Regions from separate parts of the Homo sapiens genome. Here regions 1 and 3 are each linked to region 2. Evidence: chromatin loops called from intact Hi-C (ENCODE). Cell type or tissue: endothelial cell of umbilical vein. All regions are shown on one strand. Links, peaks and the distances in the headings refer to the core of each region. The heading gives the core; the rest is flanking DNA.

Region 1 (10,121 bases), core at 2,703-7,702, 440 kb before region 2:
TTTTATGTTTAAATACTGACAGTCACCCCTTTTTCAGGTTTTCTAATGCTACGTGCATGTGTGCGCATATAGCACAGCCTGTAGTGAAAAGACTGGGCAAGAAGAGGAGATACAGCCACAGCAATGACAGCAAAGGAGCTGAACTTCTGCTTGTCTCAGCCTTGACACACTTTTCACTTCCCACTTACTTCCCTCTCAATACAGCCTGATTTTTCACTGTGAAATCTGATATAAAAGGAAATGCACCTGAGGAAATGGGTGTATATACACTGAATGACATCTCCATGCCTTTTTAAATTTTCCCATTCCTTTCCACATCCACTGCTGTAATGCAAGGATCTATCATCTGATGAGAATAATGGTGGTGGATGTGGTGGTGTAGGCATTCACTCACTGAGGGGAAATTTACAAAGGACCATTTGTGGGGTTAGGGGCCAGGAGATGTGAGGCCCCTCAGACTACTGATGTTGGAGGTGATCATTGATCTGGAAGGGAGTAAGAATGAGGGAATGTCATAGTAACAACACCCAAAGATGACATTGATGACTGCCCTAAATACACAAAAACACTGGGCATCTATTAAGCTCTTTTTCAGAAACACTGTACACTCTGATAGTCATGGTGCTATAGATGCAAGAACATTCACAGTTCAAAGGAGCATTATCTTGATGTCATGTACTGTGCTCATAAACTCAGTCCACTGAATGGAAAGACATGGAGCCAAAAGTCACTTTCAGCCAATGGCTTAACATGCAATCAAATGTGAATTGTAACTTTGGTCTTTGGTGGGTCTACCATGGGACAACGTGATTTAATTCAATCAATATGTTTAAATATCTACTAGTTTTTTGTTTTGTTTTGTTATGTTTTGTTTTTGAGACAGAGTCTCACTCTGTTGCCCAGGCAGGAGTGCAATGGTGCGATCTAGGCTCACTGCAACCTCTGCCTCCTGGGTTCAAGCGATTCTCCCTGCCTCAGCCTCCCAAGTAGCTGGGATTACAGGTGTCTGCCACCACGCCCAGCTAATTTTTGTATTTCTAGTAGAGAACGGGTTTCATCATGTTGGCCAGGCTGGTCTCAAACTCCTGACCTCAGGCGATCTGCCAGCCTCGGCCTCCCAAAGTGCTGAGATTACAAGTGTGAGCCACCATTCCTGGTCTAAATGTCTACTAGTTTGTGAAGCATTGTAGAAGTGCTTACTAGAGGTACAAAAATTAGTAATTCTTGCATGGTACTACTTGCCATCAAAAAGTCAACAGAACATCTGCAAATGAGACAAATTATGTCCAGTGAATTCTGCCTTGTCATTCAGATCTATATCAACAATAAAAGAAAAACAACTTATGAAAATTCAAAGAATAATTATTTGGGGAGGAGTCAGGGAGAAATCAGTAAGCCCGCAAGAGAAGGACACTACATTTCAGATGTGTCTTGATGGATATACAGATTTTCACCAGGCAATGTGAGGGCAGGAAGTTAATTCTAAGCAGTGGGTAAAACAGGAGATATAGCTGGTTATGGTCCCAGCTACTCAGGAGGCTGAGGCAGGAGGATTGCTTGAGGCCAGGAGTTCGAGGCTGCAGTGACCCATAATGGCACCACTGCACTCCAGCCTGGGCAACAGAGTGAGACTCTGATTCAAAAGAAAAGAAAGAAAGAAAAAAGGAGATATGTTTGGAGACCAGGGAACAGTTCAGTTTAGCCAGATCAAGGTGTAGACCCAGCTGCGTCATGATTTTCGTAGGAGCCTTGAAAATCAAGCTAAGGAATTTGTATTTTTGATTCTATAAGTAATGGAGGGGGGCATTAAAAGATTTTGTGCAGGAGAATCTATGACTCAAGTTAGGTTTCAGTAAATTTAGTTGGTTTTGAGTGGGGAGAAGCAGTTAGTGCAAATAGGATGTAACCCTCATGGCCTAGAAAGGATGCTGAGAACATAATCTTGGTGGTAGAAATGGAAATTGAAGGAAGAGACAGATATAAAATACAGAAAGAACCAACAAGTCTTGGTGACTTATTCATCATGATGAGAATACCATAGAGAAGGAGACTCTTGCTTTTTTTTTTTTTTAACAACATGCCTCAAAAAATGTTGCCACGATAATTGTTTTCAGAAGATAGAGCATGTCTTTTTAGACATACTGACTTTAAGGTGCTGGTAAAACTTTCTTATGAGTCTGACGAGCAGAAGAGGAATGGAGCAGACTATACACTCAAGAGATAACTCCCCATCAAAATAAGAATCAAAGCCACACTTTGATTAGGAAGAGAGTATAGAGGGAGAAGATAATTAAAAGACAACCATGTGAAAGGCTGCACAAAATGGGCAAAAAGAGGAAATAAGTGTCATAAAAGGAGATCTGGCTGGGCGCGGTAGCTCACGCCTGTAATCCTAGCACTTTGGGAGGCCGAGGCAGGAGGATCACTTGAGGTCAGGAGTTCAAAACCAGCCTGACCAACGTGGTGAAACGCCATCTCTACTAAAAATACAAAAAGAAAAAAAAAATTAGTCGGGCATGGTGGCGGGTGCACCCGTGATCCTGGCTACTCGGGAGGCTGAGGCAGGAGAAATGCTTGAACCCAAGAGGCAGAGATTGCAGCGAGCCAAGGTCACGCCACTGCACTCCACCCTGGGCAACAGAATGAGACTCCGTCTCAAAAAAAAAAAAAAAAAAAAAAGAGAGATCTGAGAGAAATCAGAGAAAGGAGAATAATTCAGTGCAAGTGGGAAAGGCTTCATTCATTCAATATCTGTTGTTGAGCAAATATTACAAGTCAGACTTCATGCTCAATACTGGGGATAAAGTGGTGGACAGGACAGAATACTTCTGCTCTCACAGAGCTCACAGTCTTCCAACACATGTTGGTAAACAGCATGAAACATCCCAGTGAGTTCAGGACGACACGAATTGAGAAAAGTCCCTCAGGACCTTTAACCAAATGAATACTTTTGGAATGAAATGGGTGCTTCAATGCCCAAGGGTAAATTAATTTATAATAATGGGTGCAGTTATATAATTTTGAAAGATTTTTCAGACTTGCAAAGGATCCTTGAACAAACAAAATACTCATCTCCCCACAACCCCCTCCCTGCCTCACACGTTAATCTACTTGAAATAGTCGCTAAGAAGAGAGGCTATTAAGTAAAAAAACACATTCTGTTATGTATTATTGAAAAGCAATATTATTCACATGTTCTGGAAAAAGTGAGAACACGAAAAATAAATAAAAGGACAAAAAATAGTAAGAAGGGCTTAATAATTTAAGCCCAGAAATATATCTTCAAAACAATCAACCACTACCTGGCCTACAATTCTCCAGAAATCTTGCACACAGATTTTATATTGCATGGCTCATTAATTTCCAAACCATCCACAGCTTTATTTTATGAGAGGGCATAAGCTTCAGGCCTGGGGAGAGAGGGTGGCTGAATTTCAACACTTTGTCCTATCATTTGTTTAGTACACCTCTTACATTTATATGACATAAAGAAAATAAAATAATGATTGTATGATGAAAAGCTTTTCATGGATTCAGAATAAATGGATTTTTCAATATTACCCTTGTGGAATTACTAATTTGAGTTTGCCTTATTTTTAAAACACATGAAACTTAAGCCAAAGCCACGATACATCCATCAAATGGCAATTCAAAATTGAAGACATTTTTTTACTCTACTATTGAAACATACATTTTCCTCATTTTTAGTTGTAGATTACATCACATAACATCTGCCATCTCTAAGTTAGATGGCACAAATTAAGGACACCAATGAATAATTTTGTAGTTTTTTTTTTCCTCTGACCTTGTTTCTGATTCTCTTTCAAACATAGTTGAATTATCATCTCCCTCAGTCTCTCCACTGTTAGCAGGATTACGTTCTGATTTTATAGCAGGAGTGCAAAATATGGGATTAGACAATGAAATGAAAAATGTATTTTGGTCAGGCTTTGGGTTTAACATGGAAGCTGGCAGGGCAAAAGTGAGCACTCTAATTTGTAAGAAACCTTCTCTACTTGTATGTACTTATGCACAACTCACCCATTTTCTGTCCTCTCTGGCATTAACAATGTCAATTACAGTGATTTACAGGTGGTGTTCATCAGTTAGCATACTAGATGCGTTTACTTGTTGAGAAGAGAGTACGGAACGAACTTTTTAAACTAAATTATTATAAAGTTTCAGAATTGCAACTCGACTCTGTTCTGTCATTTCCAACATTTCCTCTCTACTTTCCATTCATGTAGTTTCATCCTTTGCCTTTCAGCAAACCATTTTTCACAGTGTTCTATCTCTAAGTCAGGTCATAAAATACATACACGTACGCACACAGACTCACACTTCTCTAATTCTTGATTTCTCTATCATCCACCTACATTTCTCTCAGTTAGATCTTCCAGTTAAATTTTGCTTAGATTCCAGCTAAATCATCTTATAAACCTCCATTCCAGAGATATATATTCAAGGAAAAACTGTATCATAGTACAAGATAGTTTGGGAGTTATATAAATAGCCTACTTATTGGAAAGAGAACAAGAGATCGGGACTATTATTTTAAAACAAAAATGGAAGACAGAGTTTAAGCCTTTAAAAATCATCCCTTCTCATCCCAGGATTAGTAAAGACCATCCTATATCTGATCACAAGTAAGCAAAGTACTTATGCATATGTTTGGTGAAAATAGTATTACATATTTGGGGATCATTCTCTAATATTAGCTTTGAAGCAATATCAACAAGAATAAAAAAGATAATCCAAACTATTTTTTTCTTTATTCTTCTCATCATATGACAACTAACTAAAAATTTGTGAATACAATTCAAGAAACAGGTGTCAAATCAATTCTCAGCCAGAAAACTCATCACTTTGGTCTCACCTTAGCCAAGGTATAAAACAACATATTTCTGTTCTCTAAATAAACAGTGAACACATGCTGATTCTGGAGATAGCAGTAAAAGGTTTGCTTTTTTAAATGTATAGTACTCCCCAGGTGTGACTTCATCTTCATTTCCCATTTATAGTGATTATGGCCACCCATGACCCTGTGCATAGTCTAGACATGCTGATTCAATCCCCATCCGGTTGATGGAAGAACAGGTACAGTCAAAGAGCTGTGGTCACTGAGGAGCCAAGCAATGCAAGCCATCCAGATCCTGAGACGACATTCCTGCCATCTGCTCCAGCCTTGAGTTCCCTGGGCTGCCGTGTGTGAATGTGTCTCTAATAGGACAGCGCTAGCCCTCTACCCTGTTTATTCTAAAGAACTGCAAAGACAGAGACCCTACGAACTCAACTCAACACCCCAAAACTACTCAGCCCTCTACATTAAACACGCCACTCAGGAAACATTTGATCTCTTAAAGATTGTAAGCATTTCTCACAAGAGATAATCTACTTATGCTTGGCTCGTAATGAGTGGGCATCTCCAGGCATAAGTGAAAACAGAACTAAACACAGTTACAAGTCAAATGTGGGGCTTTACAGGTGATGTTCATATTATTTTTTCCAGTCCAAAAGGATTAAGACTGTTCTCTTTAAAATTTCATATTCAAGTGAGACTAGTGTCCTCCCGGTTACGATGACCTTAACTATTGGAGTGAGGAAAAGAAAGGGAGGGTGTCCATTTCCATTTCTCATGGCCATAAATTCGAATGATTGACTCAAGTTGTTGAGGTGACTCCATTTCCCTGAGTACTAAAGAAGGCAGCAAGTGGAAACACCTCTTTGCTTGCAAGTTTACAGCCCTCGAGTCCAAGTTTTTCACCCTCTAAACCCAAACTATGCTATAGCCATATGTGACCCCTTAGCTTATGTAATCAGGGAGAGGTCCAGCCCTTTATCACTCTCATGTGCCCCAAAATCACTTCCATTCTCTTTCCGGCTCCTGTAAAATACTCTGTACACATCAAAACCACCTAATAACAAATCGATGCAACCCAAGACGCTTTGTGGAAGGGCATCGTCTCCTATTTCTCTATGGATCCCACCAAACAGCAAAACATTTCTCCCTGCTTTCGCAGAACGCACGTTTCTCTGAAAGCCAAGCTCCTAACACAGTGCCCGATACCTTAACAAGGCTGTACTGTATATAAATTATTTGCAAGTGTCACTGAGGACCATTTTCTCTGAACACACTAAACTGAAGCTAGCCATAAAACAAGCCATACGCTCCTGCTTTAGAATCTGACATGGGCAAGATGCCGCCAGTATATTACCAGGGGACAAAAATACAGTTGTAATGAAGAAACGTGTGGGGGCATGAAGGAAAAGTGGAAGGCGAGGATCAATACTATTTCAGCTCATTAATCCCCAGGTGTTAGGGGAAGGAAGCGTGCGGTCTGGAGTCATCTGGCAGATGCATAAACAACCTCGGAAATTTTCAGAGAAGGCAAAAGTACGCACAGGATCGCAGGGGACCCTGCCACCGGCGAGTTTCAAACACACTTCAAACATCTTTTCTTCCCCGACCTGGATCTTGCATGCACCCCCCTCTCCTTTGCACCCCATTCCTGCCGCTCCCACCTCCCCTTCCCAGTCCCGCCAGGTGACTGTGTCTCATGCAGCGAAGGCAACAAGCGTCCCCAGCCGAGGAAGGGAAGGGGCAGCCGTCTTGGCTCGCGAGGGAAGGAGGGCGGAAGCGGGCGCCCGCTCGCAAGCTTATTGCATCCTACCGCCTGTAGAGCTGGCCTCCTCCAGCTGAGCCGAAATGCTTTCCACCCTCCTCACATTCATGTCTAGGGACGCAGGGTGCAGAAGCGAGACTCGAGAGTCCACCGGCCAGGGGCGTCTGTCCACGGGTCTGCACGGGAGCGCACCGCCGCTCGGCCCGGGGGCGTCCGTGGCGCTGGGAGCGAGAGCTTCGGCGGCGGCTGCGGGCAGGGCGCGCGGAGCGGGCTGCAGGTGCGGGCGGAGGCCGGCGGGGGGCGCCGGGGGCGCTGCGCGGCCCTTGGCGGCGGGGGCGCGCGGGGTGGCGGGGGAGGCCGAGGCGCCGGCAGCTTCGCGCCGGCGGCTGGAAGCGGGCGGGCTGCACGGGCGGCTCGAGTGCGGGGACCCCAGCCCCTCGCCCTCGTGAGCGCCGCCCCTGCCACCTGCTGCCAAGTCACCGGACTGGGGATGCGGGGGGCGGGGTGCGGGGAGAGGAAAGCGCCGCGGGTGGCACGGTGCCTCTGGCGACAGAGTAGATGGACCCGAAAGAGACCCGAGGTGACTTCGGGCTGGGCAGGACACCCCCGGGAGTTGCCAGCGGCTCTCAGCGGGCGCCTCTAGGACCCCTTGTCACTGCGAGCAGCGCCTGCTCTGGGGAGGGGCTCGAAGGCGCCGCGCCTTCTCAACGCGCCGCTGCGTCCCCCAGGGGCTCCAACTTGGACAGCTAGACTGGAAATACTGCTGCACAAAGTTAGGCTGAGTTCGAAGGACACCAGAGAGGAAGCGCAAGGAGATGCCCTTCTCCGGAGCCGGGCAGAGCGCCAGAACTCCTAGACGGGAAACTTTCCCCCATTGAAGCTAGAACCGGTCATGCGACTCGGCTAAGTGTGGGGAAACACTGGCTCTAGACTCCAGGTGAACATCGCAGGGCCGAGGTGCAGAATACCACCTTGGAGAGAGGGGGTGGCATAGACTGGTGGCATTTTGGAGAAGCATCCATGTGGGGGGTTTCATTTGAGATCTCCCAGGCAGGTCAACCAGGAGGTATCGCTCACCACCCGCAAGGTCATTTGCCCTTCTAAAGCACAGTAAGGCCGGGAATAGTTGGGAAGGTAAAGAGAAACCAATAGACCACTTGTGGCCATGGTTACTGTTTGAGAAGTCAAAATTAAAATGCAGATTTCTGTGTCCCCAAGAGTCAAGTGCATGAAGCCTCTCTTTTCAGAAGAAAGGTCAAGTTGACCCGTTCTCCAGGCAAACTGAATTAAAATTCCCTCTCACTCTCAGCTGCAAGGTCAGTTGGCCATGACTTGGGTGGAAGCCATTTCTAAGTGTTTGTGAAACTATTTGCCTTCCCTATGGCTGCTGGATTATTTATACACACTGTCACCAAGTGAAATCTTCCCCCTTTCTCCAAGTAGGTCTCAATTGACACCTTATTGCCCTTCTCCCCACCCCCAAACGCACGAGCGATTTACTTAGTCCTTTGAGCCCTTGTAGCATGTATTTGTATATTTCTTGAGAGCCTTTTACTCTTTTAGTTCATTGTTAAGGAGACAGATGCTGACACCCCATTGTCTGGGTTCAAATCCTAGTTCCACTACTTCATAATCCTGTGGCCTGGTACAAATATCAGCTATAACTGGTACCTACATTATTGTTTTGTTGTGAGGATTTAAGAAAATCAATAGATGCAAAGGGCTTAGAGCCGTGACTGGCATGTAGCAATCACTGTATAAAGACAGGCAACCCTGATTCTTGAAGTTGAGAACAATGTTATATTGACAAAGCAATTAGAAAAGTTCCTTGCACATAGTTGGTCTTCACTAAACATTTGTTTTTTCATTATTCAGCAAACATCTAGTAACTACTGTGTACAAGACACAATTATAGGCACTGGGATACCACAGTGAATACAACAAAGACCCTCAGTTATTGGCTGACTATCTAGAAGGCAGAGAGACTGACAATAAATCAAGGAATCAGAAGTGATCTGCTAGGGAGATCACTTTTATATAGGGGGTCCATAAGGGCTTTATGAAAGAGGCAACATTTAATTGGAATCCTGATGAAAGCGAGGAGCTAGCCATGGGCATCTCAAGGGAAAAAGAACTTCCAAGCAGAGAGAAGAGCAAGAGCTAACATAAGAATAGCATGTTTGCAGGGCAGCCAGGAGGTTGACAGGGCTGAAGTACATTGAGAGAAGGAAAGGGTAACAGGAGAGAGAGTCAGAGAGGATGGGATCATGTGCAGTGTAAATGTTTATTGAATTTTGTCTGCATACTTTTACAGCCAATGCATTCTTCCCACTTGCCAGCTTCCTCATAACAAGTCTTCTCGCTGCCCATTCTATCAGATTCAATCATTCGATTCTGTCGCGTGCCACCTTCTCCCTCTTCTGCAGACTTCTCCTAGCAAACTTCCAACTTACTGACCAACTACTTCTTTCTCTTTTTCTGTAGCTAACACTCTTTCCAGAAACCACCCACAACTTTGAATCACTAATACTTGTCCAACTCCAAATTTTGTCTTCTATATGATGACTTCTAAAGCTACCTGAGCATGCTGGTTTGGATTCTGCAGCCTGGGTTGGAATTCCAGTTCCAACTGTGAACAAGCTGTATGTTTGAGGACTAATAACCTCCCTCAGTTTTCTCACTCTAAAATGAAGAAAATAATAGTGTCAGCCGGGCAAGGTGGCTCATGCCTGTAATCCCAGCACTTTGGGAGGCCGAGGTGAGCGGATCACCTGAGGTCAGGAGTTCGAGACCAGCCTGGCCAACATGGTGAAACCCCAACTCTACTAATAATACAAAAATTAGCCAGGTGTGGTGATGCATGCCTGTAATCCCAGCTACTCAAGAGGCTGAGGCAGGAGAATCACTTGAACCTGGGAGGCGGAGGTTGCAGTAAGCCGAGATCATGCCATTGCACTCCAGCCTGGGTAACAGAGCAAGACTCTGTCTCAAAAAAAAAAAGTAAAGAAAAGAATAGTGTCTACTTAACTATTGGGAAAGATTATATGAGGCAGCATATGTAAAGTGTTTAGGATGGCCCCTGGCACATAGAGTCAGTAAGAGCTGCCATCGTAATAGTTATCACCATTATCATCATCATATTTTGTCATGGTGAACTCAAAGAAGAAATGGCACCACTATATTCTACAACAGGTCTAAGCAACCTTCCCTCACAGTGTGGGAAGTAATACACAACCCCTTTCTCATCTCCAAAATATGCAGAACATTTTGTTGGACCAAACTATCTTTCAAATCTTATCCAAAGAATATCTGCCCATGGTGGCCCTACTAAACGTTTACCCCTTAACTAATTATAAAGAAGGCAACAAAATCGTGTAAAGTAGACACTGTGCTGAAGAAGTTTGTAATATATTAACATATAAATATTGTATTATATAATATAATCAATATATAATATTAATATATTAATATATTTCCAAAATATTTGTATGGGAGTTT
Region 2 (10,121 bases), core at 1,672-6,671:
CTGTTGTATGCCTCACTTACCTTGATGATTTAGTTTAATTCCTGCATCAGATGTTTTCAGTTAATGTTTTTACTTCCTAATTTTGTATGTTCTCAACCAACTTCAGTTTGGGCATTCTGAACTCAATACTTGAAACATGTAAGTCTGTTCTAACATTGTTGCTTCTCTATAATGAGACCTATGTATAGATTCCAATCAGCAACTAAACCTAAGTTGCCATCTGTATATATTACTAATATAAATATATTGAACATACATATAGTTACATTGTTACATTTATCCAAAATATCCTGAGATTTAAAAATCAGTTGCCACCTATTAATGACCTGAAATATTAATATACATGTACGTTAGTATATAAATCTAGTCACAAAAATAGTCATACACAAATCTAATTTCTAACTGTTACCTAAAAAGCAGGTTAGTATATAACATTATATATGTAATCTGTAGATATAATGTTTACATTAAGAAAACAACTTTTGGCTGGGCTCAATGGCTCGTATCTATAATCTCAACAGTTTGGGAAGCAAGGGTTGGAGGATCACTTGAGGCCAGGAGTTTGAGACCAGTCAGGGCAACACAGTGAGACCCATCTCTACAAAAATAAAAAGAAAAACAGCCGGGCTACTGGCTTGTTCTTGTAGTTCCAGCTACTCAGGAGGCTGAGGTGGGAGGATGGCTTGACCCCAAGAGCTCGAGGTTACAGTGAACTATGATCCCCACTGCACTTCAGCCTGGGCAACAGAGTGAGACCTCAACTCTAAAAACAAAACAAAACAAAACAAAACAACTGTCATGAAATAAAAGAATCATAACTGTTTCCTTAAGCAGAATATAACCAACTATACCTTATTATGAAACTAAAACTCAAAACAACTAAGATAAGAATAAAGTCTGATACAATTTTATAGATAATAAACACCGTAAAAGCAATGAAATGTGTTGCCAAGCACGGCGGCCTCAGCATTGGCAAACATGGTTCTAGCCGTGGGCATGGTATAACCTGCCAGCATGTCCAGCAAGCCAGAAATTCTTTGGATCTTAGTTGTCAAATTTTTTAAATTAGGAAAATGATCATGCTGATCTCTAAGAAAACTGAAACATCTGTTAGCAGTTTACAATTCTATGAAAAATAGAGAATCTCAGCTATAAATCATAAACGACAAAGGTGGGAGGAATACAATATATTACTCACTTCCTATATACAAATATCAAAACTCTAATTGAAATACTAAGGATGAGTAAGTGATCGCTCATCACTCTCCACGCTATGAGTAACAAAATCCCCTTGAACATTTTTAGCAGAATCTCCATCTTCTTCCAAGTGTTTGATTTCTTTTCCAGTCCTTCCCCACCGCCAGCACCTGTTCTGTTACCTAAAATAAGGCATGTTTAAATGAATAAATGCTTGCTGAATGGGCAACATCTTCCAGGAAGGAAAATTCCTCACTTCCTATGCAGAGGCAGGAAAAAGAAGAACAAGAAAGTTATCTCCCTAGGTACAGCTGACCAGCAGGTCAAACAGGTTAAACACCGAGCAAACAAAAAAATAGTGATAAATAAGAATTATTCACTCCATTTCTTATTAGCTTATCTTTGTCATTTCCAAACACCATCTTGTACATAATATATCAATTTACCAGGAGACCATAAACCAGGAAATATAGCCAAATCTATCCACTGGCTGCTTTATTTCCCCCACCATAAAATAACATCTCTAAAACTCAAACCTAAAAGGCTTAAGTAGAACTATCGGTTTTATTATTGTCAAGCAAAATAACATTTCTAATGCAGTAACCCAGTGAAAAGTGAACATTTACACTAGAATGGGTAATCTCAGGATGGCTCAGAGAATTGTTCTCTGTACATAAGCAGTTAATCTCTCAGAATTTGAAGTTTATTAAGCTAAACGGCTTGATTCTTTTTTGCATTTCTCGAATATGTACTTTTGAATCCAATCTGATTCAAACCTTTAGACTTCCGCTGAAAAGAGATCAAAGTTGTGTCAATTTTGCAGACATTGTCTTGCATACGAGAGAACTGAGAACCACAGTGAGACTCAGGACAGGAGATGGGTTAGACTGCAGTGTAGCAAAGACCAGTGAGCGAGAACTTTTGCAGTAGAGCTGTTTTTAGAATTCCGGAATGGGATTTAATCAGTACTTCAGCATGAATCTAAGGAACTTTATCTGTTTAAGTACAAAATAAAAGTCAACATAAGAGCCAATATTGAAGAATGTGAACCTTAAGTGGTAGCTCTTCATTTGCATTCAAGAATAACTTTCGTGCAGCAATCACCCCCACCTGGCCACACCAAAAAGAGTAAGAAACTTAAGACCGAATATAAAGCAATGAAAAGGCCACGACCATGTTGAAAATAGTATTAATAGGATCCAAGGAATAACGCAAAAGTAAGGCAACGTAGGAAGTTTTTTAGGCATTTCCATTTTCAAAAAACATCCTGAGAGATCCTTTTAAAACCTGGTAATATTTAAAACTAGACTTATAAAATACAGCAACCCAAAAATCACTTTGATTTATGTGCCAAAATCAATACACTTAACCATGCAATATATATATATAACTGACTTATGTGTAACTCTAATTAAAATACCCCAAACCACTAATTTCATTAAAATAGAACTAAATGCTTATATTGTAAAATATAAAAATAACAGATCGACACAATAACAAACACCTATTTATTATATTAAATACAAGCCTGAAATATTAAGTACAAATTACAGATTCCAAGAAATTACATTTCACATCCCAAAATGTCCTGTTGGTGCTTTGACAACTAAAACAATGTTTTAGAAAGATTTTGTTTCAGATCCTAAAAAATAGCAACAATTTGGGGATAAAAATAAGTAAAATCCAAAACTTCAAAGTTTATTCCAAATTCTTTTGAATCCCTATGGTGGCTGTAAACAGTTTTTAAATGCTCATAGCTTCAAGGAATGTGAGTATCACAGTTTATATGAATTTCTGCCTAGGAAGCCCAGCAATGTTACACAGTAGTTTCGTGTTTCCATAATCCAGTCCTAACATTGCCAGTGCTATCGGTACCGAGCAAGGGTCCCTCCTGCCCATTGCTTTTAATTGGTCCATTCTGAATGGCCAAGTTGAGGCCATAAGATTTTTGCTGATTTTCAAGTTCAACCACAGCTGGCTTCCTTAACGCATCTTTTTTACTAGTGGTTGAAACTGGCTTTTCAAAATTTCTGCTACTTTTGGGAAGTGTGCTACAAGCATCGCTGCTGTCTTGCTGGGGTGGGTTGTACTGTCTCTCTCTGTAGGCTAAATAAGCTCTTCGGCTCCTCGAGTGTCCTTCGTTATTGCCCAGCCGGCTTTTAGGTAAGCCGTTCTGCACGCTTCCTTCCACGCTCGTTGGGACATCGTAGGCATATTCTCTCAGGACTGTGAGTCGGCTTGCCCGGTGTCCTTTACTTCTGTTTTTATGGTGGCGGCTTGAGTGCACATTTGTTCGAAACTGAACTTCTAAAGGCGCCACGTGCATTTTAATATCATTGTCCATTGAATGTTCTGTCAGACTATTATCAAGCTGAGGGGTGGAGTTCAAAGGTAAAGAATTGGCATGGCACTGAGCTGCAGCCGCCTGCAAGTTTGTTAATTTGCAGCCCTGGGAGGAATTTTTGAAGCTTGAAGCACTTTTGTTTGTGCATGAAGACTCCGCACTGCTATTGGGGCATTTGGGTGCCTCTCCATTCGTCCCATTAGAGTTGGGGGGCTGGACGTTGACTTGCACTGAATACGAGCTCCGTCCTGGGCAGCAAGTCATGATCCACGCAAGTCTAACATCCTCCCTATTAACACAATGGTGGACCACGAAGAACGCACTGAAGCTTAAACTTGTGGCTCCAAAAACGAAGCTAAAAACCAAGTCCAAAGGGTAATACAAAGAAACAGCCAAAGCCCCAAACATCCACAGTGCAACATATAAGAGCAAAGTAAGGCTGGCCCCCAAGAGCTGAGAATGAAAAGTGTGCTCATTTTCCAAGGCTGATGTAGAAATCAGAGACAAAGACATTGAATCCTGATGATTTATTTCGCCATTTTCATTGGCTGCCAATCTCTGTTGCTCCTCCGTGGGCTCCTTAAGCTCATATTTGCGCTCAGGGTGTCTTTTCAACTGAATAAATATGCTCAGAAAGTACATGCAGTTTACAAAAGTGATGAAGCTGGCTGGCCCATAGAAGGCTCCCAAGGAGGGTTCCCATGCCATCCAGCAACTGGAAAAGAAAATGGTAAACCAGATCGATGCTACATGTTTCAACAAATTATCTACGAAATTGCAATCACCTGTAATGCCTAGAAAATACTTAAAAGAGAAACAACTGGGTCAAGTACACAGAGAATATAAAATACTCACTAGGGTGCGTTTGGCCGACTGCCGTAATTCTTAATGTTCGCTGCTGCAGTTATGCCGCAAACAATGATGGGGATACCACCACCAATCAGGTAAAATCTAGAAGGAGGAATCACAGGAAAAACCACTCATCATTCCATTTCTTAACATGTATCTCTCATAATGTCTCAGTACTTCAAAAGTCATTCCCTGAAGATTAATTATTATCTTTATTCCAATAATAAGCTGAGAGTTAAGTTGGGAGGCTGATTTATTAGCAGTAATGTGTTTTTATTTTGTTTTTTAGATTTCTTGTTTTAAAGCACAAGGTCTAGTAAGTTTCTGAGTAGAGGAAAGCTGATCGGCTTCTGCCACCTTGTGGACAGGCAAAGTAACACTCTGAGCCTGCTGGTAGGATTTCAGCTTACTTACTCTTACTTTTTTTTTTTTTTGTAGCAGGAACTGGCTTCTTTTAGATTCAGCCGGTGAACTGAAAAGTGCCTTAGTTCACACAAGAAATGTAATGACATATTAATTACTGACTAATGTTCAGCTCAACCTGCATGTCCCAGGACTGCCCACTGCTGTGTATCTCATCGCCAGTCCACTGAGATTAAGGTAAGGAAGGTATCTGGATCCCAGCAGCTTCACAGAGTGCAGAGGCCCTACCTGACCCCTTTTCCAAAGAGAGGTGGGGACAGCAAGGGAAATGATGGTGCAATAAAAACTGATTGAAACAGAGCAGTGACTGGTCCTACAAAGAAAAACTCTGTGCTCATCTCTGAGCTCCTTGATCTCTCTGAAAATAAATTTCCATTCTGGGTAAGTCAGAATCTTAATTTTGCGTTTGCTCCTTCCTGAGACATGGCCCCAAATCTTGCACTGGGTGGATAAAGGCAATATCTCTGATACATTTGTCCATATATTGTTTCTTCCTTGTACCTAGTTACTAAAATCCTTTAACATGATGTTAGTACTGCTGAAAACTAATTACCCTATAAAACTATAATTCTGCCTTCTATTCCACAGATTAGAGAGATGCCAATAATACGTGACCTTCCCCTTCTTCCTGCTGTACTAATTCACATCTGCTTCTTACCTGAAAAGAAAGTATTATTTCCAAAATTAATCTTGGGTCCTATCACCCTCTCTGTCTTCTTTCAACGCCCCCTACCCCCGTTCTTGTTATCAAATAACCCTATTTTGCATCTTTAAAATCTTCTCTATTGCTTATTTCTAGCATGCTTCTCTACTGCTTATATATATATATATATAAAATACATATTATATATATATAATACGTATTATATATATATAATACGTATTATATATATATATAAAATACGTATTATATATATATAATACGTATTATATATATATATAAAATACGTATTATATATATATTCAAGTTTCCCCATCTTCTAAAACTTTCCTTGAACTACCACTTCTTTTCTCTCTTCCTTCTGCCAACGCTGGTACCACCACTTTCTCGCCTTTATCACCTTATTGTCAGCTGTACCCACTCACCACCATGATGCTAAAAATGTCCTCTCTGGGGTCAGAAGAATCTCACTGGCAAATCTCGTGTCCCACCCTCCAGGTAGGCAGCAGTGTTGCTCAGGCTTCCATAAGCTCAAGGATATGGGGGAAGCAGGGCTAGAGGGCGGAGCTTGAGCTGTCTAATGCAAAGAGGATACTTGTGTGTCATTTGGGGACTGCAGAGAGTTTGAAGCACCAGCTGCCTTTTCCTTAACTCTTTATCTTTCTTCTCAGAACCTTATAGGAATGAACAGCTGCTTAAGGTTAAGATTCCCAAGTTTCTAAGCCAAACACCATCATCTCTCATTTCTCTTAATAGAAGTGAGGGAGGTGTCAAATCTCATCCTACAACATAACTCTGGGGCCACGGAGCACCCCTGCTGCTCCTTGTCAAACACAGAACCACTCTCCCACAAATCATCCATGTTCTCGGGTGTTCTCTTTCTGCAGCCAAAAATCCAGTGACTTTTTCCACGGCCCATCTATTAAACATTAATAAGGTCCAAGTATCGTTCTTTTCTTAACTAACTTCTCCCTGGGAGTTCCTATTCATTATCATGGCTTCAGTGACCACATAAGGAAATGTCTCCTGCTCCTCCTAGACAATCTCTAGCTTGTCCTCTCTGCTGAGCCCTGGACTTCTAAAAAATGTAAACATTCCACAAGAAAGTACTGAGGAGCCTGCCACCCCATTTCCCCTCTCCATGTCTCCCCCGCCCACCTGCCATTTCTGCTTTTCCTATCTTATTTCTCAGTTGATGGAAACACCCTCCGTCAAGGCACGCTAGCTAGCTAGAATAGACAACTTGCAGCCATCTTCAAATTTCTCTCCCTCACACAACTCTCTTAAATCCAGCTGGACATCAATCCTAGAGAAACTGCCTCAAGCCTCTCAAACTTGTGTCCTCTTCTGTGTTCTCCCTGACACTGTTCTGGTCTTCATGGGGGCTGCCCTAATAACCTCAGCAGAATTCCTTGTTCTTAGGAATTCTGATTTATACTCCATACTAGAGCCATAGCTATCCTTCTAAAATGACACCATGTCAGGCCACTCCCTTAGTTAAAAATCTTCAGTGGCTGCCCACATTTTAAATAGGACACACAAAGGCCTCAAAGCCAACTTTCATCCTGAATTCCTGCTACTTGACACCAAACATCTGAGGCTCCAGCCAAACTGCATTCCTCAAGGTTTCCTCAGCTCACTCTTCACTTCTACACTTTGTCATGATCACAGTAAAGTTCACGCCAGTGGTCCAGCATTTCCTAACAACCCCCCGCCCCCAAAATTAATGGCTTCTTTCTTTACATTTTCAAAGAACCTATCTCCACTATGCTTCTCACACAGCGCAGTCAGTGCTCATGCCTTTCTCCTCCTGCAGACTATAAACTCCCAAAGGGCAAGGGAGTCTTCTGTAAATCCCTGGCCCAGGGCCAGTGACATATCAGGCATTCAACAAGCTTGGTCATCACTGATAGATTTTATTCATCCAGCATGATAATCCATTTACCACTTTTCATATTATAATGGATAGGAAAAACACACAAGTCTTCTTGTCCTTTGCATAGAATAATTAAACTGATACATACTTGAGTATGACATAAGACCTCAAGGAAATAAAAACAGCTGACAGTTTCATAGAGCCGATTATATGGCCAATCCCCTCTTAAGTGCTTTGCCCATTTACTCATTTATTCCTCACAACTCGAGGATGGGAGAATCAGCCCCACTTTTGAGATGATCTTGGAAGGCTCAGAGAGGGTACAGAAGTTGTCTGAGGACTCGCAGCGGGAAGGATGCCTGAGCCATTTTCAAAACCAGGCAGTCCTGCATACAAGTCCGTTCTTTTACTTCCCAAAATTCACTCAGCAATTTTGTTATAATTTATGATTATGCTTCAATGAAAGCAAACAAAACAATTAATACAACAAAGATATGAGATACCTGAGCATTGGTCTTGGTGGAGGTGGTGGTTCATCAGGATCCTGGCATCTTTTAGCTTTTTTAGTGACTTGTTTGTAGATATTTCGAGCTGTCACTCCTACCCATAGTACTGTGGCAAGGGTGGAATAGTGAAGAATTATCCCAACCTACAAGGAAGATCAAAGAATAAATAAAAGAAAAAAAATGTTCCTACTAAGGCTTACCTCAAAATTGGTAAGTAACTCAGAAGTCTGATTTGAAAGCAGCAGGAAGGCCTATCCTAATAATCAACTCTGTTGCCTGCTAAGGCAACACTGTGTTCTAATAGACATGTGACAGGGAATCACAATCCTCAAATACACAAACCAACAATTGGCTCTAGGAAGCCCACAAACTACCATTTATACCAAAGACGACCCTTAATACAGGACAGAACTGGCTCCCAGACATTAAACCAAAAGTGTGTTTTTCATAGATGTGACATTATACATTAGAGTTCATTTTCTTTTTTTTTTTTTTTTGGGACAGAGCCTCGCTCTGTCACCCAGGATAGAGTGCTGCAGTGTGATCTCGGCTCACTGCAACCTCTGCCTCCTGGGTTCAAGTGATTCTCCTGCCTCAGCCTCCTGAGTAGCTGGGACTACAGGTACGCACCACCACGCCTGGCTAATTTTTGTATTTTTAGTAGAGAGAGGGTTTTGCCATGTTGGCCAGGCTGGTCTCCAACTCCTGACCTCAGGTGATCCATCCACCTCAGCCTCCAAAAGTGCTGGGATTACAGGCATGAGCCACCATGCCCGGCCTAGAGTCCATTTTCTAACATTCTTTTTAAGGAGGAATATACAGAGGGCACAGGTTAACTACAGGGTGAAGGCCACAGCACACACAGAATAAGTTCCAGAGTAAGAGACCTGAGATATGATTCAGAGCTTTTATACACTGTAACAATCACAAAGCAATATAATAATATATTGATGGTTAAGAGGGTGAACTCAGAAATGAAATTTTCCTTGATTTTTAAACTGGTATTCACCTCTTACCTGCTGGGTGATCTGAGCAAAGTCACGTAAGACCTAAAGTGCTGGCTTCCTCACTTGGGAACCAAGAGTAATATAAAAGTACTGTGAGGTTAAGTAAGATGGTCCACATTAAGCATTTAGCAAATCGCCTAGTGTGTGACAAGCAATTAGTAGAAATCACTATATTATTACTTATTAAGAATGTGATTTTGAGGAAATAATGCGACCTCTCTGAAATTAACTTTCCTCAATTTAATAGTAGAAAATTATCAATCGCCACCTCTAGGGGTTTCGTAGGAATTGAATGGACACAATTCATGGGATATAATAGGTGCTCAGTAAGTATAGGATAACTGCAATATATGCAAATGATACACTTACAGTTTCTATTTATCACATGACCTATACATGAAGCAACTCTAGTTGAGGATGAAATTCTAGATGAAGATGTGAGGAAATGAGAGAAGCTTAAATTTTAGTTTAAGAAAAGTAAATGTCATATGTCACTGGAGTATCAAGGACATAATCCAGCTTTCTTAACCAGTAACTTGCTTTTTTTTAATCACTGCTTTTTTATATAATTATGAAATTCCAAGAAAAAATCTGTCATTCTAAAGGGATGCCTCTCCAACCTCAAGAAAATCAAAGGTCGATAATAAAATTATGGACCACTGTCCAGAGTTTATTTTAATGAGAACCAATCTGCAGCAAACACTTGGTGACCTGAAAGCCCAAATCTTCTTTTGCAGGAGAAAGCCAGGGTGGCCCCTCTCCAGATAAACCTTGCAGTGGCTCTGAGGTGCTGGGAGGTGGGATCAAGTTTGGCCCAACTACAAACGTCAGAAATGATCGTCTTAAAAAGAAAAGTGGCTTCATGGTTCCCATTAGTTTTGCTGACTGCGCTGTGAAAGCAAAATTTATAGACAGAAGTGGAACAGAAAGCATAAAATAACCCTTTTGAGCTATCAAGTCACACCAAATACTGTAAGTAAAAATAGTATAAATGAATTTGATGCATAGAAACCAATAAATTCAAAACAAATCAGATGCTGACTCAAAATGGTCAACTCTACTATTGCTGGAGGTGTCTCTGACACAAAGGTCAAAAGAATGAGGTAGGGCTCTAAAATACAAAAGTAAAAATACAGGTTAAAGGCAACTCCCACATAGGAGGTGTCAAACAAAGAATTTTCTACAGGGGACAAAACACATCTTTAGGCACTGAAGTGTTTTCTATGGCATTTCTAAATTTCCAGAGGAGGTTTACTCT
Region 3 (10,121 bases), core at 2,645-7,644, 300 kb after region 2:
GGAGCTGCAGTGAGAGCGTGCAGTTCCCTAAATTTTGCCCCCGAGGAACCTTACTTGTCTCACCATAATCTCAGTTCATTTGAACACTTCTCCAGATACTCTGTAGGAATACAACGGAGTTAGCTTGTTTCAAGGGAGAGTTTTTTTATTGGGAAGATGACCTAACTGGCTAAGTCCAAGTTTGTGGAAACAACATATCTGAGGAATCCGAATCAGATCAATGAAATAGAGTTTCTAGCAGCTGCACTGTGAATAACGTCCTGAAAGATGCTGCTGCTGGAACTCGATTCCACAGCTATGGGTGTTTGTTGGAAGGCACCCAAAAGGGATTCCAAGGGCCCTGCCTCTACTGACTGCCGTTTATTCTTAAAGCACTAGGCTCAACAGTTGAGCTTTGTGTGGTATTGAGTGGGTTTTATGATTACTTGTTTGCCATTGTTAGTGTCAGCCTGTCAACACCTTGAAGGGCAGAGCATTTTTGTTTGTTTTGAAAATTACTCAATAGCAAATCCTTAATTATACAGCAGTATGGCTTTTTGAAAGGTTGAGTGATGTACTGCTGTTGTTTTAGATTTCTTTCATGCTAAATCTTATGAGGTGCATAGCCTTCAATAACTAAATGCAAATAATGCAATCGAATCCCACTTGAGCCTGCCATTAATTATCTCACATTTATCTTCATTTCCAGGCTGGTGATATGGGCCAGCATTCAAGACAACTAGAAAAAATATCCAGTAAAGGTTTTGAAGTTCCTTTATGTGCAGGGATTTATGATACACAGACACGTGTGAACCATACACACATACATGCATGTATACACACATACATGCATGTATGCACACATCTGCTTTCACATCTACACACATCTACATCTGCATAATACCACATGCATGGCTAGATGTAACACATGCACATATCAATGTGTCACACATATTTACACATATATGCACACTCACATGTTTACTGTATTTGAAATTTTTGGTTGCAAGTAACAGGAAACAAACTCAAAGACACCTAAACCATAAAAGGAATCCATAATTTCACAAAGGTTATTTCATTCCCTCTTTCCTCTATATGCCAAGGTTGATCCTCTATGTTTGTGAAATGGCTGCTAAAAACTTCCGTATTGAGGTGTAGCAGGAAGAGTATGTCTTTCTGGATAGCTTCTTTGGAAAAGTGAGGAAGCTTTTTTCTTAGAAATCTTAACAGACCTTCTCTCATTTTTTATTGTTGGAATTGGGTTTCAAGCCCATCACTAATTTAATCCCTGTAACCAATGAGATGAAATATGAATATGGCCTTAAATGAATCCCTGGAGCTGACAAGTTATTACGTGGGGCCCAGGGTCAGATTTTCCAGAAACATTTAGGCTGCATAGGGTAAAAGGCAGATACCCAATGGAAAATCAAATTCTGTTACCAAAAGGTAGGTCGTCCAAGTCCTGGGTGGCTCATGTTAGTAAATGTTCCTACCCCTGGCTCCTGCACACGTACACACACACAACACGGCTGTCAGAATTTCCACAACCAAAGACGCCCTTTATTACTGAATTACTTTCTACACCTCATGTTTTGACAGATTCTGTCTACTAAGAAACTGAGAGCAATATGGTAACTAATTCATTTTTGCATTTTCATGCCTGAGAAGCTGGTATTACCACAATGAGTTTATGTAATTCCAGTCAATATTAAAGCAATACAATTGATGTTTAGGTAGCCTGGGAGACCTTATAGGAAGTAAATGTACAGTAGTAATTAGAATTATTGAAATCTTAAAAATAGCAGATTACTTGCAGGAGTCGGCGGCCTTTTTGAGAAGCAATTTTGTAAAATTTGCCTTCTGAGGTCAAAATTTGGCTAGACCTTTCTTGGTAAATGCAGGAAATCATGATGAATAATCCATTGCACCAACCACTGCAAGTAGATGTACCCTTTGCACCTGCCCCTTCTTCACGTTCCCTTCCACTTCCTTTCTTCTCCAATGACATAGTATCACTGAAGAGGCTCTCCTCTGGAAGAAAACACTTTGAAGTCATTTAACTATGTTAAAAAAAAAAAAAAAAAGCTCAAGGAAGCAGTTTGTTTTCAGAGAGTGTATTTATCAGCAACTCTCCACTCTCAGTAGTTTAGAAAAATAAAAGTTTATTTCTTATTTACACTGTAGTTTAAAGTGGATTGTTCACAGGCTGTTATGTGGCTCTGCTCCATGCTGTGATACAGAGAACCAGGCTCCTTCCGTCTGAGAATTCCTAGGGTCTTAGAGTCTTCCAGTGGAGCCTGTATATCCAGCCAGTGGATGAAAGAAGAATGATGATACATGGCTGAAACATGAATGATTATGCAGGCAGATTGTAGTGTCCCAGCCTGGCAGTGGTACACATTACTTCTGCCTACATTCCACTGGCCAGGACACATAGTAATGTGGTCACAACCATTTGCAAAGTTGCTGAAAAATGTAGTCAAAAAGTGTGGCAAGATGGAAGGGGAAACAAGGGCGGCTAGAACACACAGGCATCTTTGCTACAGATAGACTAACGTTCATTTAGAATCTTTTTCTCCTACACAGGTATGCAGGAGCATTTTGAATGCCAGAGTTTTTGAATCTCAGCAATTCAAGTTGGGAGGGTCAAGATCATGACTAATAGGGCTGAATTCTTACTAAAGAACAGCTTGTTTTACAGTTAACAAATAAAGTTTTGTGCAAGATTTTTTTTTTCCTTTTTACCTAGAGGTCCCTGAATTTACAGTTTCTTCATGATATGGTTTGGCTCTGTGTTCCTACCCAAATCTCATGTTGAATTATGATCTTCAGTGTTGGAGGAGGGGCCTGGTGGAAGTTGATTAAATCATGGGGGTGGATTTCTGCCTTGCTGTTCTCATGATAGTGAGTGAGTTCTCATGAGATCTGGTTGTTTAAAAGTGTGTAGTCTCACGCCTGTAATCCCAGCATTTTGAGAGGCTGAGGCGGGCGGATCATGAGTTCAAGAGTTCCAGACCAGCCCGACCAACATGGTGAAACCCCGTCTCTACTAAAAATACAAAAATTAGTTGGGTGTGGTGATGCATGCCTGTAATCCCAGCTACTCAGACGGTTGAGGCAGGAGAATCACTTGAACCTGGGAGGCGGAGGTTGCAGTGAGCCGGCATTGCGCCACTGCACTCCAGCCTGGGTGACAGAGCGAGACTCCGTCTCAAGGAAAAAAAAAAGTGTGTAGTCCCCCTTCACTTGCACTCTCCTCCTGTCACATGAAGACATGCTTACTTCCCCTTCATCCTTCTGCCATGACTGAGGCCTCCCAGCCCTGCTTCCTGTATAGCCTGTGGAACTGTGAGTCAATCTAACGCCTTTCCTTCATAAATTACCTAGTCTCAGGTAGTTCTTTACAGCAGTGTGAGGACTGATTAATATACTTAGCAGTCCCAGGACTTCTAGAAAGAGCACACCTGTAGACAAAACTATAATGCAAGTAACTTATGTTTGCTTGGGGAGTAGACAGAGGTTGGTGACACTCGTGAATAAAAAGGTTTGTTGTGCTGTTCTGAGGCAGTACCTTCAGAAGGTGGCAGGACGTCAGAGGAACTACTGTGGCTGTGATGAGCGGCAGTTGAACATAGAACCTCAGAGCTTCACCCCTGGAGAAGGCTTGAGTCCCTAGAATCAGTGGACTTGAAGAGACCATAGTAGACCTGGAGAGTGGGCATCTTGGCATTAACTGGTACAGACCAACACTGGGAGGTAGGGGAATAGAAACACAGGTATTACAAAGAATTTTGGTTTTCATAAGACCCAAATTTTCTTGTATGGCCCTAAAATGAAGCAGAGGGGGCCCAAATACAGTAATGACAAATTAAATTACCAGCCAATCTTCCTGGATGGGACCATGAAGTCAGACTACTTTTTGTATACAGAAAAATCTAAAATACAATAATTCTTTCTTACCTGAGATGATGGCTGCAAATTCATGCCTTAGAGCCATTTGGGCCCTAGTGCAGGGCAGATGAGTGAAATGAGTTCTCAGAAACGTGAGAAAGATACAGAGGGGTGCTGGGTTGCAATGGAAGGTCTTAGGGGAGGGGTGGAAAGTGAGTTCAAGGAGGGCTACAGTTACGAAAATGTGTTCTGTGGACTCCTAGAGGTCCTCAAGACCCACTTGGGTGTACACCAGGTCAAAACTTTTTATAATGATGCTACGATATGATTTGCCTTTTCCACTCTTGTCTGTATTCTTCTGTGAGTGTACAGTGGAGTTTTCTAGAGACAACAAATTGAATAAGACGCAGATAGGAACATTAGCTGTCTTCTATTAAACCAGGCATGCAAAGAGATTTGTAAAAATCTTAAACAGTGACACTCTTCTCACTAAATATTTTTGTTTGTTTGTTTGGGGTTATATGGTTATTTTTCATAAAATAAGTAACTTCTGTTAACATGCTCTTCATTGCTGTTTGAAGTCAACGATAAATGTTTTTTTAAAATCTCAGTTTTAATTTCTAATACAGCAAATATATTTAATATAAAATATAACCCACATGAAAGAAAAAAAGTTCTTTAGGAACCACAATTATTTTTAAGAGTGTAAAGAGATCCTGACACCAAAAAGCTTGAGAATGTTGGATTAGAACAACAACCCAATCAATGTTGAGAGAAATTAATTCTGCCACTTGTGGACTAATAACTTCAGAGTATGTGAAGCACTGAGAAGATAGATTGTTTCTTCTGGAGAAGTATCTTTAGAAGAGCAGTAGTAATTAGCCAGGGGCGACTGGTGTAGACAGCCATTAGTGAAATAACTGAATTTTAATACCACTTTATACTGCAACTTGCAAACCTAAAAAAATTGCAATACTGCCATCTAGCGTTCTATCGTGAAAACATTTCGATATTTATTTTTTCTCTCAATTTACAATTGCTTCAGAACTGAATGACAACATAAGCCAAATTTAATAGTTTGCCATGCATTTGTTAGGTTATTTCACCAAACATGTACCTTTAAATATCTTCAGTGTCTTTTCCAATTTCTTTCTGTATATAATCTCTTCTTAGAGTTAGGATAACTGGAGAAGGTAGGATTTCAACCTACTTATACCTTGTTTCAAACTTTATGTTCCTGTCATTACACAATGTAGAATGATTTAATGGCAATGTAGAGAAACCGAGTAAGTAACTTTCCTCACTTCGGTTATACATACCTCCTCTCTTTCCATAGTCTTTTTTTTTTTTTTTTTTTTTTTTTGAGATGGAGTCTCATTCTGTTGCCCAGGGTGGAATGCAATGGTGCAATCTCAGCTCACTGAAACCTCTGCCTCCTGGGTTCAAGCGATTCTCCTGCCTCAGCCTCCCGAGTAGCTGGGATTACAGGCGCCTGCCACCATGCCCGGCTAATTTTTGTATTTTTAGTAGATACAGGGTTTCACCACATTGGCCAGGCTGGTCTCGAACGCCTGGCCTCAAGTGATCCGCCCGCCTTGGCCTCCCAATCCATAGTCATTTTTTTTTAAATAAACTTTTTATTTTGGATCAATTTTAGATTTACACAGAAGCTTCAAAGATAGTACAGGGAGTTCCCATGGCCCCTCATCCAGTTTCCCCTACTGTTAACATGTACATTTCTGTGGAAACCCATACCCACTGGGTTCCTGGCACAATGGACAGAAGTTCCACACCAATGAACATGACTGAAATTTCAGAAACAGAAACTTGGGGGTCAGAGAGGGTGGGCTGGGGAAATAAAAAAGTTTACATATAAAAGAACAGGACTTGTATTCTCATCAAACTTGTCAGTAGCCACACCAGAAGCTAGAAAATCAGGAACCAATGCCTTCAAAATTCTGAGTGAAAATTATTTTCATCATAAAATCCTGTACAAAACTGCATATTAAGAGCAATGTTAGACTAAAGACAATTCCAGAGCAACTACAGAGTTTTGAAATATTTATGTCCCATGCCCCCTTTATCAGACAGTTATTTGAGGATGTGCTTCTCTAAAGCGGGAAAAGAAACAGAAAGACCAGGGGAGAGGTGAAGGAGCCTCTCTGAATGATGTGAAGGAGATCGTGGGTCAAAGCTCTGTGGTGTCCTAAAAAATAAACAGTGCAGAATGGAGCAGGAAGACAGAGTTGTTTGAACAACTCAGAGATGTATTCTTCTGTCAGAGTGTTTGGGGATGAATTAGTAATAGGTGTAAAGAAGATGAAATAAACATAAAGATCAGGCAGTGGATTAACCCTAGAGAAAATTAAAAGTTGCATGGAAGCATGGTATGTATACTATATGGCTCAGCTTTGAGCCATACAGACTCATAGAAATATAAATATTGAATTCATTTAAATGAAAAGGTAATTTTATCATGTTGGCCAGATGGGAGAAGGTGGAAGAGAAGGAGGGAGGAGGAACAGAGAGAGAGAGTGCTAGATCCTCTGCCCTATACCCAGAAGTCAATAATTATCTAAAATTGAAAAAAATAAGCAGCAACACCCTATTATTTACACAATATGGGATTAAATATCAGAAGAAATGGTTAAAAGTGGTTACCTCTACAGAGTACGGATCAGGAATTGGGATGAATGAACTAAGGGAAAATTCTAGTAGGATGATAATGACTTTTTAAAACAATGTTCATGTTACTTTAAAAGGCAAAACATCAGGTAAATGGGTGCCCTGCCAAATCAGGGACTTAGCACCCAGGGTTATCAACTCTGTTAAGAATCAGGGAGTGCTGGGGGAAGAAAGTATAAATGATGGCCTTGTACAAAGTATCTTGGATTCTTATCAAGGCTGTGGCAGTCAAGTGTCCTTTGCCCCTGCTTCCTTGTTGTTTGCATAAATATTTGTATTCTGAGGCTTCATTCTAGGGTGAGAGCTCATTTTCTGTTTGCACAATTGCCTGGCTCCTCTGGCCAAAGGGTGCTCTGCTTCTGGCAGCTGAAGATCCCAGTAGACAGCTTCTTAAACCATGGCTTTCCCTGCAGGATTTGGATGGGCGGCAGCCACTGCAGCTTATCAAGTAGAAGGTAGGGGACACTCTCTCCCCTTCACTGGGGTGGGAGTGCTTTATTTCTGGTGTGTCCTGTGTACCTGAGGAAGATGGTGGGGTAAGGAGGCAAAAAGAAAAGCAAAGAATTGAACAGACCACAATGTTATCAATGAATTTGTTTCCCTTTTCAAACATGTCAGGGGTGGGGGCTCACATTCTCTTGTCTCTTTAGGCACAAGGAAGGGTGGAGGGATGAAGAGGTGAAAACCAAGCTGTGGCTGGATTTTCAGTCAGTCCAAACTCAGCTGAGACATCAGTTTACATTGGACCAGCTGCTTTTATAATTGATTTTTAGAATCCATTTGCCCCAACTCCTCTACAAAGGAGAATCATTTTTTTCTATTGGCTGGAAGAATATTGGGTCGATTTTTTCAAAGAGCCCTTCATTAATTGGGAAAAGTTCCCTGTTCTATTCTTAGTGAGCGCCAAGCCAAGCCTAATCTTGTATGCCACCATATTTCCTGGGGCAGCTGAGAAGTAAATAGAAGCAAATGGTAAAGAGCACCCAGAGTGCCTGTGGAGCCCAAGTTCTGATCCTCATCCTACCACACACAAGTGTGTGAATTCTTTGTCCTCCTTGAGTCTCAGTTTCTTCATCTGTGAAATAGGAAGATGAGCTTTACTTTTCTAAAACACGTATGTCCCCCCTTCCCCTCCACAAAGGGAGTTAGAGATTGTTAATAGCTACCATGGAGAAAATATTTATTTGGTCAAATAAGTATATGAAACCCTGGATTAAACAAAGCAAAGTGAGTTATTGTGGTAGCTTCCTAGGATTGCCATAATAAAATATCATAAACTGTGGGGCTTAAACAACATAAATTTATCCTCTTACGGTTCTAGAAGCCAGAATTGGCCACTGGAGGATGTAATTAGCCAAGTTAAGATGAGATCATACTGGAGTAGGGCAGATATGCAATCCAATATGACCGGTGTCCTAAAAAGAAGGAAATTTGGACACTGAGAAATTTGGAAATTTGAAAGAAGAAAAATTGGACAAAGAGACAAGGAGAACACCGTGTGTGAGAGAGAGATTGGAATGTTACAGTAAGCTAAGGAGCAATAGTCGCCACTAAAAATTAGAAAGAGGCAAGAGGGATTTTACCTAGAGACTTGGGGGTCCATGAGCCTGCTGACACCTTGATTTTGGAACTCCAGCCTCTAGAACTGTGAGAGAATACATTTCTGTTGTTCAAGGCTTTCATTTTGTGGCACTTTGTTACAGCACCCCTAGAAAACTTATACACCGAGAAAAACAAGTCAATCAATCAATGAAATAATGACTGCTATGGTAAGTGCTATGGTGATAATAGGATGTTGTGGGAAAGGGTCACGTGAAAACCAGTTCTTCAGGATGGGTCATCAAGGAGGATCTTTGTGAACTAGCATCATTCCGTCTAAACTTAAGGTATGAGGAGGAGACTGCCATTTGAATATGGGGAGATCTTTCTAGACAAAGAAACAGGACAAGTTGATCCTGGTACAACCCATGCTGCCTGTGATTCCTAGCTTCAATTGCTATTTCCCCATCCTCTAGAATGGGAAGGAGGAATCTTTACTACACAGTTGTGATAACTGCCATGTAGAAGACATCTCCCACTGGGGGATTATGTATATTATTGCACATATATGATCTGTGATACAAGGCTCTTTTAAAGGAACGTCTGACAGTGTCCTGGTTGGCTGAGATTCCATGCCACCTTTTTCGCTACATGGGATCTTCTTTCATCTTCTTCCAGATAATTTCCACTTTGTTGTAGAGGGTGACTGAATAGGCTGACCCTCTGGGAATAAAAACAAAAGCAATGATCTTTGTTAGTTTCCGTCTCAAAAGAGAGGTCGGAAAAATCCGAGAAAGCATGGTAGAGCACCAGAATGGTGTAAATAGAATCAGATTCTAGAAGCAACATAGCATTGGTGATTATTAAGATGAGCTTTGGGGGAAGACTCTTTAGACTTGGATTCCATCTCTCCTTTTACTAGATTTGTGACTTTGTCCAAATGACTCATCTTCTCTGTGCCTCCTCACCTGTAAGATGGAGATTATTATGGTGTCTCCTGTGTAGCACAGCTATGAGGTTTAAATAAGATAATGTGTGTTAAGTACTTGGCATTTAGTGAGTGCTCGATGCATCATATTCATATCTGGGAGGATCACAAAAGGATTACAAAGAATGATTCACTATGGAACTCTACAGTTAACTTGGCATAAATATGCAGTTATACAAGACAATAGAGTGGGTTTCAACTACTAACTTTGAGTTCCTGCCCACTTAGGACCTGGAGGTAACATTAACTGGCCCATTCTGAGCTCCTCTCTTCACATGATCTCAATACTGTTGCATCTCTTCTGTCTGCTTGGAGCCAGTTTGTCCTATGCTCTTCGGACTTAGGCTTGCTTCTGCCATATTTTGAGGTCTTTATTTGTGGCCTCTAACCTGCTGTTAACTATCTATAGTTTACTAGGTAGGGTACTTGATCCATCATGCTCTGCCAAGAGCCATCAGCCTGCTATCTTTGTCAACTCACAGCATAACTTTTGCATGCTTGCTTGCTTTCCACCCTAGGAGCTCTTCCTGATCCTTTTGTGCTGTGTGTGAATTTTAGCTCAAGCACTTACTAGCAGAGTGACTTTGGGCAAATAATATATTTAAGCCTCAGTTTTCTTATTTGTGAAATTTGAAACATAGTCATACTCTCTCTGTAGATTGGTTCTAGGGACTGAAGAGGTAAGCATATGTAACTGTGGTATAAGAGTGCCCCCATGTAGTGCTCACCAAATACTAATATTAATGCCAATACTATTATTATTTTTCTTTCTCCTGGCTGTATTCTCTTGCACTCTGAGAGAAGGAGAGTTACACTGTCTACTCCATTTAGTGGGAATGGTCATTTCTTGTTTGGACTGCTAGTTAGAATCTATTCCCTCCTTGCTCATGCTTGACTACTTCACCAGCAGTTGCCAGGAGAGTTACTGTTTAACCATTTCTCCCACCATCGACTGGATTACAGTGCAGGAAGTTCACTCGTGGCTTTATCAAATCAGCATGGCTTGGATTTAAAGCCGAGAACAGCCTGTCTCTTTTTG

The links. Hi-C counts contacts between places; a loop is a spot of excess contacts. Peaks named below come from ENCODE experiments on the same cell type or tissue, not always from the same donor. Only the 100,000 strongest peaks of a DNase experiment are listed, where the experiment ranks them.
Region 1: it touches region 2 in a loop (4-fold over the local background); 4 of 110 quality-filtered maps call a loop at or near these places.
Region 3: it touches region 2 in a loop (5-fold over the local background); 26 of 110 quality-filtered maps call a loop at or near these places.

The regions. Positions count from the first base shown.
Region 1 is chr4:21,941,900-21,952,020 of GRCh38, forward strand. KCNIP4 (potassium voltage-gated channel interacting protein 4) reads right to left here and starts at 6,873. Exons shown (of 9, transcript NM_025221.6): 1 at 6,672-6,873. The coding sequence starts at 6,732. RefSeq lists enhancers at 6,820-7,320, 7,321-7,821. In endothelial cell of umbilical vein, for the core only: no CTCF peak of the experiment used is centred there; no DNase peak of the experiment used is centred there; H3K27me3 peaks cover 787 bases.
Region 2 is chr4:22,384,692-22,394,812 of GRCh38, forward strand. ADGRA3 (adhesion G protein-coupled receptor A3) reads right to left here. Exons shown (of 19, transcript NM_145290.4): 17 at 7,854-7,999; 18 at 4,397-4,492; 19 at 2,685-4,256. The coding sequence ends at 3,014. Among named protein-coding and RNA genes, the nearest start is that of MIR12115, 130 kb to the right of the region's middle. RefSeq lists an enhancer at 602-1,801. In endothelial cell of umbilical vein, for the core only: a CTCF peak has its summit at 4,768 (motif pointing left); a DNase peak (open chromatin) is centred at 4,730.
Region 3 is chr4:22,686,064-22,696,184 of GRCh38, forward strand. It overlaps the pseudogene GBA3. Among named protein-coding and RNA genes, the nearest start is that of ADGRA3, 180 kb to the left of the region's middle. In endothelial cell of umbilical vein, for the core only: no CTCF peak of the experiment used is centred there; a DNase peak (open chromatin) is centred at 4,818.